2 separate regions of the Homo sapiens genome follow, and region 1 is linked to region 2. The links are chromatin contacts, found by Hi-C or POLR2A ChIA-PET in ENCODE. All regions are on one chromosome and are shown on one strand. Each heading gives the region's core, a stretch centred on a gene start or an enhancer-like site at or near the end of the contact. The rest is flanking DNA. Distances are from core to core; before and after follow the strand shown.

Region 1 (5,212 bases), core at 2,221-4,720, 150 kb before region 2:
TCAGAGCAGAACTGAAGGAGATAGAGACACAAAAACCCTTCAAAAAATCAATGAATCCAGGAGCTGGTTTTTTGAAAAGATCAACAAAATTGATAGACCGCTAGCAAGACTAATAAAGAAGAAAAGAGAGAAGAATCAAATAGACACAATACAAAATGATAAGAGGATATCACCACTGATCCCACAGAAATACAAACTACCATCAGAGAATACTATAAACATCTCTATGCAAATAAACTAGAAAATCTAAAAGAAATGGATAAATTCCTCGACACATACACCCTCCCAAGACTAAACCAGGAAGAAGTTGAATATCTGAACAGACCAATAACAGGTTCTGAAATTGAGGCAGTAATTAATAGCCTACCAACCAAAAAAATCCAGGACCAGACGGATTCACAGCCAAATTCTATCAGAGGTACAAAGAGGAGCTGGCACCATTCCTTCTGAAACTATTCCAATCAATAGAAAAAGAGGGAATCCTCCCTAACTCATTTTATGAAGCCAGCATCATCATGATACCAAAGCCTGGCAAAGGCAAAACAAAAAAAAAGGGAAGTTTAGGCCAATATCCCTGATGAACATCGATGTAAAAGTCCTCAATAAAATACAGGCAAACCAAACCCAGCAGCACATCCAAAAGCTTATCCACCACAAACAAGTCGGCTTCATCCCTGGGATGCAAGGCTGGTTCAACATATGTAAATCAATAAACATAATCTATCACATAAACAGAACCAAAGACAAAAACCGCATGATTATCTCAATAGATACAGAAAAGGCCTTTGACAAAATTCAACAGCCTTTCATGCTAAAAACTCTCAATAAACTAGGTATTCATGGAATGTATCTCAAAATAATAAGAGCTATTTATGACAAATCCACAGCCAATATCATACTGAATGGGCAAGAACTGGAAGCATTCCCTTTGAAAACCAGCACAAGACAAGGATGCCCTCTCTCATCACTCCTATTCAACATAGTATTGGAAGTTCTGGCCAGGGCAATCAAGCAAGAGAAAGAAATAAAGGGATCCAACCAAAATGCCCATCAATGATAGGCTGGATAAAGAATATGTGGCACATATACACCCTGGAATACTATGCAGCCATAAAAAAGGATGAGTTCATGTCCTTTGCAGAGACATGGATGAAGCTGGAAACCATCATTCTCAGCAAAATATCACAAGGACAGAAAACCAAACACCACGTTTTCACTCATAAGTGGGAGCTGAGCAATGAGAACACATGGACACAAGGAGGGGAACATCATACACCAGGGCCTGTCGTAGGGTGGGGGGCTGGGGGAGGGATAGCATTAGGAGAAATACCTAATGTAAATGACGAGTTGATGGGTGCAGCAAACCAACTTGGCACATGTATACCTATGTAACAAAGCTGCACATTGTGCACATGTACCCTAGAACCTAAAGTATAATAAAAAATAAAAATAAAAACAAATTACTCGGGCATGGTGGACGTGCCTGTAATCCCAGCTACCCAGGGGGCTAAGGCAGGAGAATCACTTGAACCCAGGAGGCAGAGGTTGCAGTAAGCCAAGATCACGCCACTGCACTCCAGCCTGGGCAACAGAGCAAGACTCCATCTCCAAAAAATAAAAAAGAAATAATCTGGAAGTGTGAGCTGTGTGCACCCATTTTAGAGTAAGAAAGCCATTCGACCTCTAGAAGTAAGGTAAAAGCCTAGAGATGAATCATAATTTAGTTTAGCTTAAACATTTGTAATGTAAGAAGTTTTATCTAACTCAAGTTTTTGAGTTCTTAAAGAGAGCCTGGAAGCCTAATACACTGTATATATATTTATTATATTTACTCTTTTAAACTATACTTACTCAGTGGTTTTTAGTATATTCAAAGAGTTGTGCAATCATTACTACTATCTAATTTCAGAACATTTTCATTACCCGAAAAAGAAACCCCACCCTCATTAAGTCACTTCCCTATTCTGGAAATTTCATATAAATGGAATCATACCATATTGGCTTTTTGTATCTGGCTTTTTTTCTAGGGTACTTTCTAGCTCTACAACTCTGGACAACAGGATCTAATAAAAAAGGAGAAGCCCATCTTGAAGACATCATTCTTCTTTTTCAGAAGTTCCTAAAAATACACTGTGAAATATTAAGAATGTAGAACTCATGGACTAAGATCTGGTCTAGGCTATAGACTCCCTAGCCCATTGGGAGGGATATTCCTCAAATTCCCCAGACTGATTACCATGTGGCCTAAGTCTGAAGATCACCCTAAAGACAGAGCATGGTATCATGGGAAATTCAAGAGCATCAGAGCTTCACAAACCCAAACCCTGGCACAGCCACTCACTAGCTTCAGGGTGACCTTGAGCAATCTTTTTTTTTTTTTTTCTAAGACAGGAAAAAGAATAATCTGAGGCAGAGGTGGGCAGATCACCTGAGGTCAGGAGTGTGAGACCAGCCCGGCCGACATGGCAAAACCCCATCTTTACTAAAAATACAAAAATTAAGCCAGGCGTGGTGTTGCACAGGCTGGAGTACAGTGGTGCAATCTCAATTCACTGCAACGTCCACCTCCCGGGTTCAAGCAATTCTCCTGCCTCAGCCTCTTGAGTAGCTGAGATTACAGGCATGCGCCACCATGCCTGGCTAATTTTTGTATTTTCAGTAGAGATGGGGTTTCACCATGTTGGCCAGGCTGGTCTTGAACTCCTGACCTCAGGTGATCCTCCCACCTCGGCCTCCCAAAGTGCTGGGATTACAGGTGTGAGCCACTGCGTCCGGACAACCTTGAGCAATCTATTTAACCTCTTTCATTTTTCACTTTCCTCTTCTGCAAAATGAGGATGACAGCAATACCTTCTTTGCTTGGTTGTTATGAAGACTGGAAAAAAAGATACACAAAGTACCTAATGCCTGGCAGAGACAGGGCCCTCAATAAATTATTATTATTATTATTATTATTATTACAATTACACAACTATTATTATTCTTCTTCTCTTAAGTGCTTTTACTTATCACCCATGACAAGTGAACAAAGAACTGTTCACCTGAACAAATAATTATGTTGGTCATGGTCTTTGCCTTCTCGGAAATGACAGACTATGGTAAATATAAAATATACCTCTTTTCGCAATCTAAGATTACCTGTCCCTGTTGTACTTTAATCTCACCACTTAATGTTGGAGAGGAATATAATGAAGAGTATGCTGTGTTCTTTGTGCACATGTTTAATCTACAATACTGGACTGGAAACTTGTGTCAGCTCAACTCTTCTACGAACAAGATGCCAAGACAAAATTAGTCATGCAGGAGATTTCTTGGGAGAAACGCCTGTGAAGGATTTGGGGAGGGGCAACCAGCATGGGCAGGGAGGGCCTTCAGAATAGGAGGGAAGGAGGAGGACTGGGTAGTAGGAGTCAGACGGCATTGCAGCACTGAGTCTGAGCCAGGCCGACCAGGAGGCCTCAAGCAAAGACTCCTCATTAGAGGAGTCCCATGCCAGCCAGAAATAGCCTGACCATGGTACCATACAACTACCACATTCAGTTACTAGCTAGAAGAATCCCCAGAAGTCTGTGACTTGTCAGCGTGAATGCAGGGGCAGAGCCAGAGGGGCCGCAGCTGGAAACTGTCAGCTAACTACCCTCCTCATGAGCTTCTCACGCAAGTGGATTTGAGCAGTGCACGCCCGCAGCCTCTAGAGAACTCCCTGAAGACAATAATTGTGTTGGTATTATTGCTTGTACCTAGTAAGTTCTCAACAATTGTTTGTCGAAAACTGAATACGTGATGGTTTTTAGCAACCAGCAGGAAGAACAACCCATTTGCTAAATCCAGGTGGATTAGGTCTCATAATTCCTGAAGAAAGAAAATGTCTTCCATCATTTGAAGTAAATGACAAGGCTCAGAAAATACTCCTGTGGCATAGCAGATCCCAGCCTCCAAACAATAAGTGGGTTGGGGGTGCTGAGGTGATGAGCTGACAGCAAAAGAAAGAAGTGTCAGGCAAAAGTGGCCTGAATTAAACCCACCATTGACTTCATTATGCACTTAATTTCACTTGTATAGACATAGCCACAGGATGAAGTAACCAACAGTGGGTATGGCCTCAAAGGTAAAAGCAAGGTGGTACAAAAACTGCTTCTGAAACAGATGACAGAGTGGAGAGAGCCTCAGGAGCTCGGGGTGGAGGGAAGATTTCAATCGTGGAGGTACACTTGCCCAAAGCAAGCACCCAGCAACTGGAAATCAGGTCACCGCAGCACTCACTGGAGGCTTGAAAAGGATAACTAACTCCAGTTTTCAAAGAATTAAAATAGCTATGGGTGAGGCAAGAGGAAGAAATGACTCACAAATCTGGAGGTAAAATGAGATCTCTGAGCTAATGATGACAAATAAAGGAGGGCAGAGAGAAGAAGCAGTGTTCTTGTCAAGTTCATTTCTCATTTTCATAATAGACAGCTATCTACTTCAATTAAAAATGATTTATTGAACACCTGCTATGCACAAAATGAAAGAAGCAAGGTTTCAAAAACATTCCCATGTCCAAGCAGCATGACTGAGCTCCTCCCAATGCCAGGTATATATGGTGGAGTCTGCAGAAATGAAGAAAATCATTCCCAGTGACTACCCTAAATCCCACCAAGGAGACAAATCCAAAAAACAATTAAAATACAATAACATAGTACATTGTGAATCATGCAGTGATAGAGGCAGGTCTAAGTGTTATGAAAACACTCTAAGTAGGGCAATCATTTAACTCATCATTAAACCAGAATGCTTTGAAAGTAGAAGGGGGCATTATCAATAATTATACTGTGACAATGGGCATAAACTGGGATTGTTCCTGGACAAACCAGGATGAATATCATCCTAGTTGTAAGGAAAAAAACTGGGGAGAGGCCAGGCATGGTAGCTAATGCCTGTAATCCCAGCACTTTAGAAGGCCAGGGTTGGGGGACTGCTTGAGCCCAGGAGTTTGAGACTAGCCTGGGCAACACGGTGAGACCCTGTCTCTATTATTTAAAAGAAATAATGTTTTTCTAAAGTGGGAAGAAAAGGATAAAGAGGAGAATTAAGGAGGAAGAAAACTGGAATTAAGAGGTCAAGTTGTTAAAGAGGAAAGGGATTAGATGGGCATGGCAGAGTAAGAAAAAGAAATAGCCCAAAGGAGTGACTAGAATTTGAAAGCTGAATCTCAAAAATAAAATCATTTGAT
Region 2 (5,486 bases), core at 1,995-4,494:
GGGCGGACTGCTTGAGCATGAGAATTCGAGACTAGCCTGAGCAACACAGTGAGACCATGTCTCTACAAAAAATACAAAAAAATTAGCTGAGTGCAGTGGCTCACGCCTGTGGTCCCAAATGCTTGGGAGGCTGAGGTGGGAGGATCGCTTGAGCCCAGGAGGTTGAGGCTGCAGTGAGCCATGATCACACCATTGCACTCCAGCCTGGGTGAGAGAGTGAGACCTCATCTCAATCAATCAATCAATAAAACTAAGTTGACATAATAAATAAAAAGGCTGATAAAAACAATCACAAACAACTCACAACAAACCATCAGGCTTTACTTTATTAAAAGCCTTGCCCACACATGGCCATTAAAAACAGTTCCCACAAAACTATCAGCTCTCTAAATTGTAAGCAGGGTCTTTATTTCTGCTCCTTCAGGATCCCTCCTTCCTTACCTCATCCATACCCCTTCCAGAAAGAAAAGAATGCCCTTGTGAAGAAGGGGTGGGCCTCCAACCACTGGGGTTTTGTTCTGAGTCTGGAGAACAGCCCCAGAGCCAAGCAGAGAAATCAAGAAGCTAAGAATGCTGGAACTTACCCAGACTCCCTCAGGAGGAGCCAACTCCATCTCAGAGTCACACCAATGGTAGGCCCAATGGATGACACAGGGATGGCTTTGCTGCAAGGATGCAATATGGACTACCATAGGTCTGGCTGCTTCCTTCTACTCAAAGCTACTATAAACTTGGAGTTGGATGAGACAGAACTAGGGGAGAAACAACTGGAAATGCCCACCTCTATTTTACAACCCAGAATATTAGAAGGGAAAGACACCTGTGAAGTGACATGGTCCAGCTGTCTCATCTCACACATGGAGAAATGAAGCCCTAAAAAGTAAATGACTTGTCCAAAGTCATACAGCTCATCAGTGACATAAACCTCAATGAGAACCCAGTGCTTCCATGAGTACAACACAACACAGCTATTGATCAGAAACTGTCACACATCTCTCCAGGGTTTGGGTACCTCTTTAGTCCTACACAGAAATATATGTTTCCTCACCTGATAACCTTTCTTCAGGCACCTGAGTGAGTCTGCTTATTTCAAAGCTGATGTGGGAAAGAGTTACGAAACAAAAGGCACAGTACCAACCTGGAACAAATGTAGTAAGGTATTCAAACCATTGCCTGATTGTTGAGTCACCAAATAAATGCACCACTTTTCTTTGTAAGCACTCTGTAATGTTGTCAGGGTCATTAAACTGACGCATCTTAAACTTTCTGGGCCTCCACTGGTCTTTATAATAATACCCAGAAGGAAAAGTTCCTGAGCCTTGAGATAGTTCTAGACTGTTAGTTTCTGCAAAGAAAAAAGAAAAACAAATATTTTAATATTCTCCTCCAACAATAGATGAAAAATGTCCCAAGAAACAATTATGCCCATGTATTTGTTAGCCTGATAGCATGTGGGAAACATTTCCTGCTGTCAGACCTCAAATCCCAGACTTTTCTCCTGATTAAAAAAAGGTTTTCCACAGCCATAAAAAAGAATGAGTTCATGTCCTTTGCAGGGACATGGATGAAGCTGGAAGTCATCATTCTCAGCAAACTAACACAGGAACAGAAAACCAAACACCACATGTTCTCACTCATAAGTAGGAGTTGAACAATGAGAACACATGGACACAGGGAGAGGAACATCACACACCGTGGCCTGTCGGGGGGTTGGGGGGAAGGGGAGGGAGAGCATTAGGACAAATACAAGGCTTAAAACCTAGATGATGGGTTGACAGGTGCAGCAAACTACATGTATACCTATGTAATAAACCTGCACATTCTGCACATGTATCCCAGAACTTAAAAGTAAAATTAAAAAAAAAAAAGGTTTTCCTTTGTACAAAAATGGGAAGATCTGAAATGGGCATGAAGGTATTGGTGGACAGAAAGGAAAGGAGGGACTTTCAGCATTCCCTCTGCTTACATTTTTTTTGAGATGGAGTCTCACTCTTTTTGCCCAGGCTGGAGTGCAGTGGCACAATCTCGGCTCACTGCAACCTCCGCCTCCTGGGTTCAAGTGATTCTCCTGCCTCAGCCTCCCAAGTAACTGGGATTACAGGCACGCATTACCATGCCTGGCTAAGTTTTGCTTTTTTTTTTTCCGAGACAGAGTCTCGCTCTGTCGCCAGGCTGGAGTGCAGTGGCATGATCTCAGCTCACTGCAACCTCTGCCTCCTGGGTTCAAGCGATTCTCCTGCCTCAGCCTCCCGAGTAGCTGGGAGTACAGGCGTGTACCACCACACCCAGTTAATTTTTGTATTTTTAGTAGAGATAGGGTTTCATCACGTTGGCCAAGATGGTCTCAATCTCTTGACGTTGTGATCACCCACCTCGGCCTCCCAAAGTGCTGGGATTACAGGCGTGAGCCACCACGCCTGGCCAATTTTTGCACTTTTAGTACAGATGGGGTTTCACTATGTTGGCCAGGCTGATCTCAAACTTCTGATCTCAAGTGATCCGCCCGCCTCGACCTCCCAAAGTGCTAGAATTACAGGCGTGAGCCACCATGCCCAGCCTGATTACATATGTTTTTATCAAAGCCAAATATAAAGGAAGACAAAACCAAAGGAAATGTGTGGACATAAGCATTTATCCAGCATTCTCCCAGAAGAGAACAGTTTCTCACCCACATGCCTGCGAGGCAAGTAACAACTTAGACTAATACTTTACACATACAGAGTAGTATTAGTTCACTGTTTTCAGCCCATTAAAAGCAAAGTTAGAATCCATGAATCCCATCTTCAAATTTTAATTTTAATTCCAAAAAAACACCACTTAATATGGAGAACAAACTAATGGCAGACAATCTAACGGATTATTCTCCATTATACAAAAGGTTCAGAAAGTCTTTATATATAATGAACAATGCTAAAAATACATCACCAATGTGTACCTCCTGGTTGTAACCTAGTTACACTTGATAACACAAGCAAAACGACCTTTCAGAGGGAAAGTCAACATCCTTCTGCCCTAACACCTCCTGTAGAAAATGCCACACGTTACATGCTTCAAAACAGACTGTGATGGCTAATATTTCTTGCAAGTTTACTCTGCCTCAGACACTATTCTGAGCAAACGTATTATCTCATATGCTCACAGTAACTCTTTGAAGTAGGTCCTATCACTATCCCTACCTTTCAGAACAGCTAAACAACTTGACCAAGGTCCCAGAGCTGAGCTAGTAAGGAGCAAAGCCAGCACCTGGCCCAAGCAAGTGAGCCCAAAGCCCATGATCTTAACCACTGTGTGCTAGATCACTTCTCAAAAACAGATGTTTATAGATGTTAACCATTTCTTTTTTTTTTTCTTGAAGGTATATATTTATTCATTTCTAACAATTATTCAAACCTACAATCTTCAAGAAACCACCAGGTTATATCATTTTCTTACACAACCTTTATCAAAGTCCAGTCATTCTATAGTCACCTATTAAGCCACAATTTGGACTCTAAATGCTTACACAACTCAGAAATTTAAATTTAAGTGACTCCCCTATTTGTGACTACTTTTAGCTTATTTGACTTGACATTATCTGTGTTACTCCAAATTATTTTGGTTTTTATCCCTCCAAAGATGATGTTCTATTTGACACAGAGTGCATATCTAATCTTTTTTTCTTCGGCATCTGCTAATTCTTTGCAGGTTCAGAGCCCAAGTAGAAAAGGAAACTGAACGCTGATTTTAAAAGCTTTATTTGGCAAATGCGATTATCAAAGAAAAATTGTCGGGGGCATGTAGGGTAAACATTTCCTAGGCTTGTTCAAAAATAATTTCTCAACATGTTATCAAGTGTAGCTTTAATATGTTACTGCACCTTGTGCAAAGCTCCCTCATTATATCAGTACATCGAGGCTGCATAGTTAGAGAGCTCCAGAGACGACACCTAGGGCCCACAGAAAACATTTACTAGAATGAGAATTAAAAGTTATTTTGATGTTACAATTTTTTACCACTGTTAATTCGGTAGACTCGGTTATTCTGTGTCAAATATGTGTTATAAAGAAAAGTATATGTCACACAGGAAACAATTACCATTTCCATTCAAATGTTAATTATATTTACTACCAGAGCTAAGGAAAGCAAATCAATTACTAAATCTGACATTAATTCTTTAAACATGCTGCATGCTACATGAGAAAAAAATCATATTTTTTAAATGAAATGCACATACCTATGTTGCCCCCTTATGGTCAACTGGGACAAAAACATTTCCTGACAATTTTAATATGATTTTTAAGAAGTCTGTGGCTGTTTAAATGGTGTTTCTTGGAACTCACAATGCAGTTCATGTAAGATAACTGAGATATGAAAGTCTCCTAAATAGATAATATAACCCCTAATGTACTATTCACATGGAATAAAAATAATTAAAACAAAAAATAAAAATGAGTTATTACTCAACTTTATGGTTATCTTGAAAATTGCTGGTGAAGGAAGAAGTTTAAACAGAGGTGGTTGTAAAAGCAGATATGAAGATTTGGGCAAAACCAGAAGGGATATTTTTTATTATTTGAAAGTAATGTCCCTGCATCTCTAAAATTTCTTGGCTTCTCTTTAAAGCCCATGGTTTGCATTTTCCTCCAAAGGGTGTCACGCCATGTAATCCATTAGCCATAATGAGGGCTGTCTGGGCCAAAGATGGAACAAAACGAAAGAGAAAAAGGCAGAGAGATAAATTTCCCTAAATCATCCAGAAAGAGTTGGACGAAAAGGACACAACGTGAATTGAGGTGGGGCGGGGCAGGGAGGGCTGCGGGGTGAGATGTGCAGCAAACCTGTCCATTAATTTTATGGTATGGAATTGTCTGCAGAATTAAGAACAGTAAAAGGCAGGACAAAGGGGAGTACACAGTTTATAAGGGGGAAAACAAGACAGAAGAAATGGGATCAACCAATTCCCTGCACCAGAGACTGCCATGAGCATAGGAAGCTTGGGATAAGGTCAGTAGGGAGGGACAGCCCTCAGCAGGATGAGGAATGAGGATAGTGTATATTGAGCTGGTTAGGAACACTCTGTCAAGTGCTGGGAATATGAGAAGGGCCCAGCTACACAGTAATTGTAATGGCTTGAGTTTGAGTTTACTCCTTGAATTCCCCCTATGAAACCTTGGAAATTTAATTTTCTTTCCTATATATTTTAGTCCCCTAAAACCTCTGCAGTTTACAGAGGTAAGCTAAGAATGCTATATAGATAGAAATTCTATAAATTCATAGACTGTTGAATGGGACCTTAGAGAGTAGCTAGTCCAAATATCTTTTTTTTTTTTTTTTTTTTTTTTTTTTTTTGAGACGGAGTCTCACTCTGTCACCCAGACTGGAGTGCAGTGGCGCAATCTCGGCTCACTGCAACCTCCGCCTCCCGGGTTCACGCCATTCTCCTGCCTCAGCCTCCTGAGTAGCTGGGACTACAGGCGCCTGCCACCACGCCCGGCTAGTTTTTTGCA

What was found. Hi-C counts contacts between places; a loop is a spot of excess contacts on that map. ChIA-PET counts read pairs that join two places held with the same protein, here RNA polymerase II (POLR2A). Pooled maps may share reads with other maps.
Region 1: a map of K562 shows a loop between it and region 2 (2.4-fold over the local background). The contact joins two enhancer-like sites. A Hi-C loop is called at or near these places in 4 of 168 maps with a recorded cell type or tissue (Caco-2, K562, esophagus muscularis mucosa and 1 more), 3 of 37 single-sample maps with no recorded cell type and 7 of 50 pooled maps. POLR2A ChIA-PET finds 5 or more read pairs at or near these places in 3 of 52 experiments (MCF 10A, activated T-cell and activated naive CD4-positive, alpha-beta T cell).

What each region holds. Positions count from the first base shown.
Region 1 is chr3:101,963,194-101,968,405 of GRCh38, reverse strand. All of the region lies in intron 2 of RDUR (RIG-I dependent antiviral response regulator RNA), which reads right to left. Among named protein-coding and RNA genes, the nearest start is that of RDUR, 25 kb to the right of the region's middle. Within about 2 kb of position 3,470, at least 3 of the 41 ENCODE cell types and tissues checked have a DNase peak (open chromatin) inside an H3K27ac peak, as active enhancers do.
Region 2 is chr3:101,812,654-101,818,139 of GRCh38, reverse strand. NXPE3 (neurexophilin and PC-esterase domain family member 3) reads right to left here. Exons shown (of 8, transcript NM_145037.4): 7 at 1,139-1,345. Among named protein-coding and RNA genes, the nearest start is that of NFKBIZ, 34 kb to the left of the region's middle. Within about 2 kb of position 3,244, at least 2 of the 41 ENCODE cell types and tissues checked have a DNase peak (open chromatin) inside an H3K27ac peak, as active enhancers do.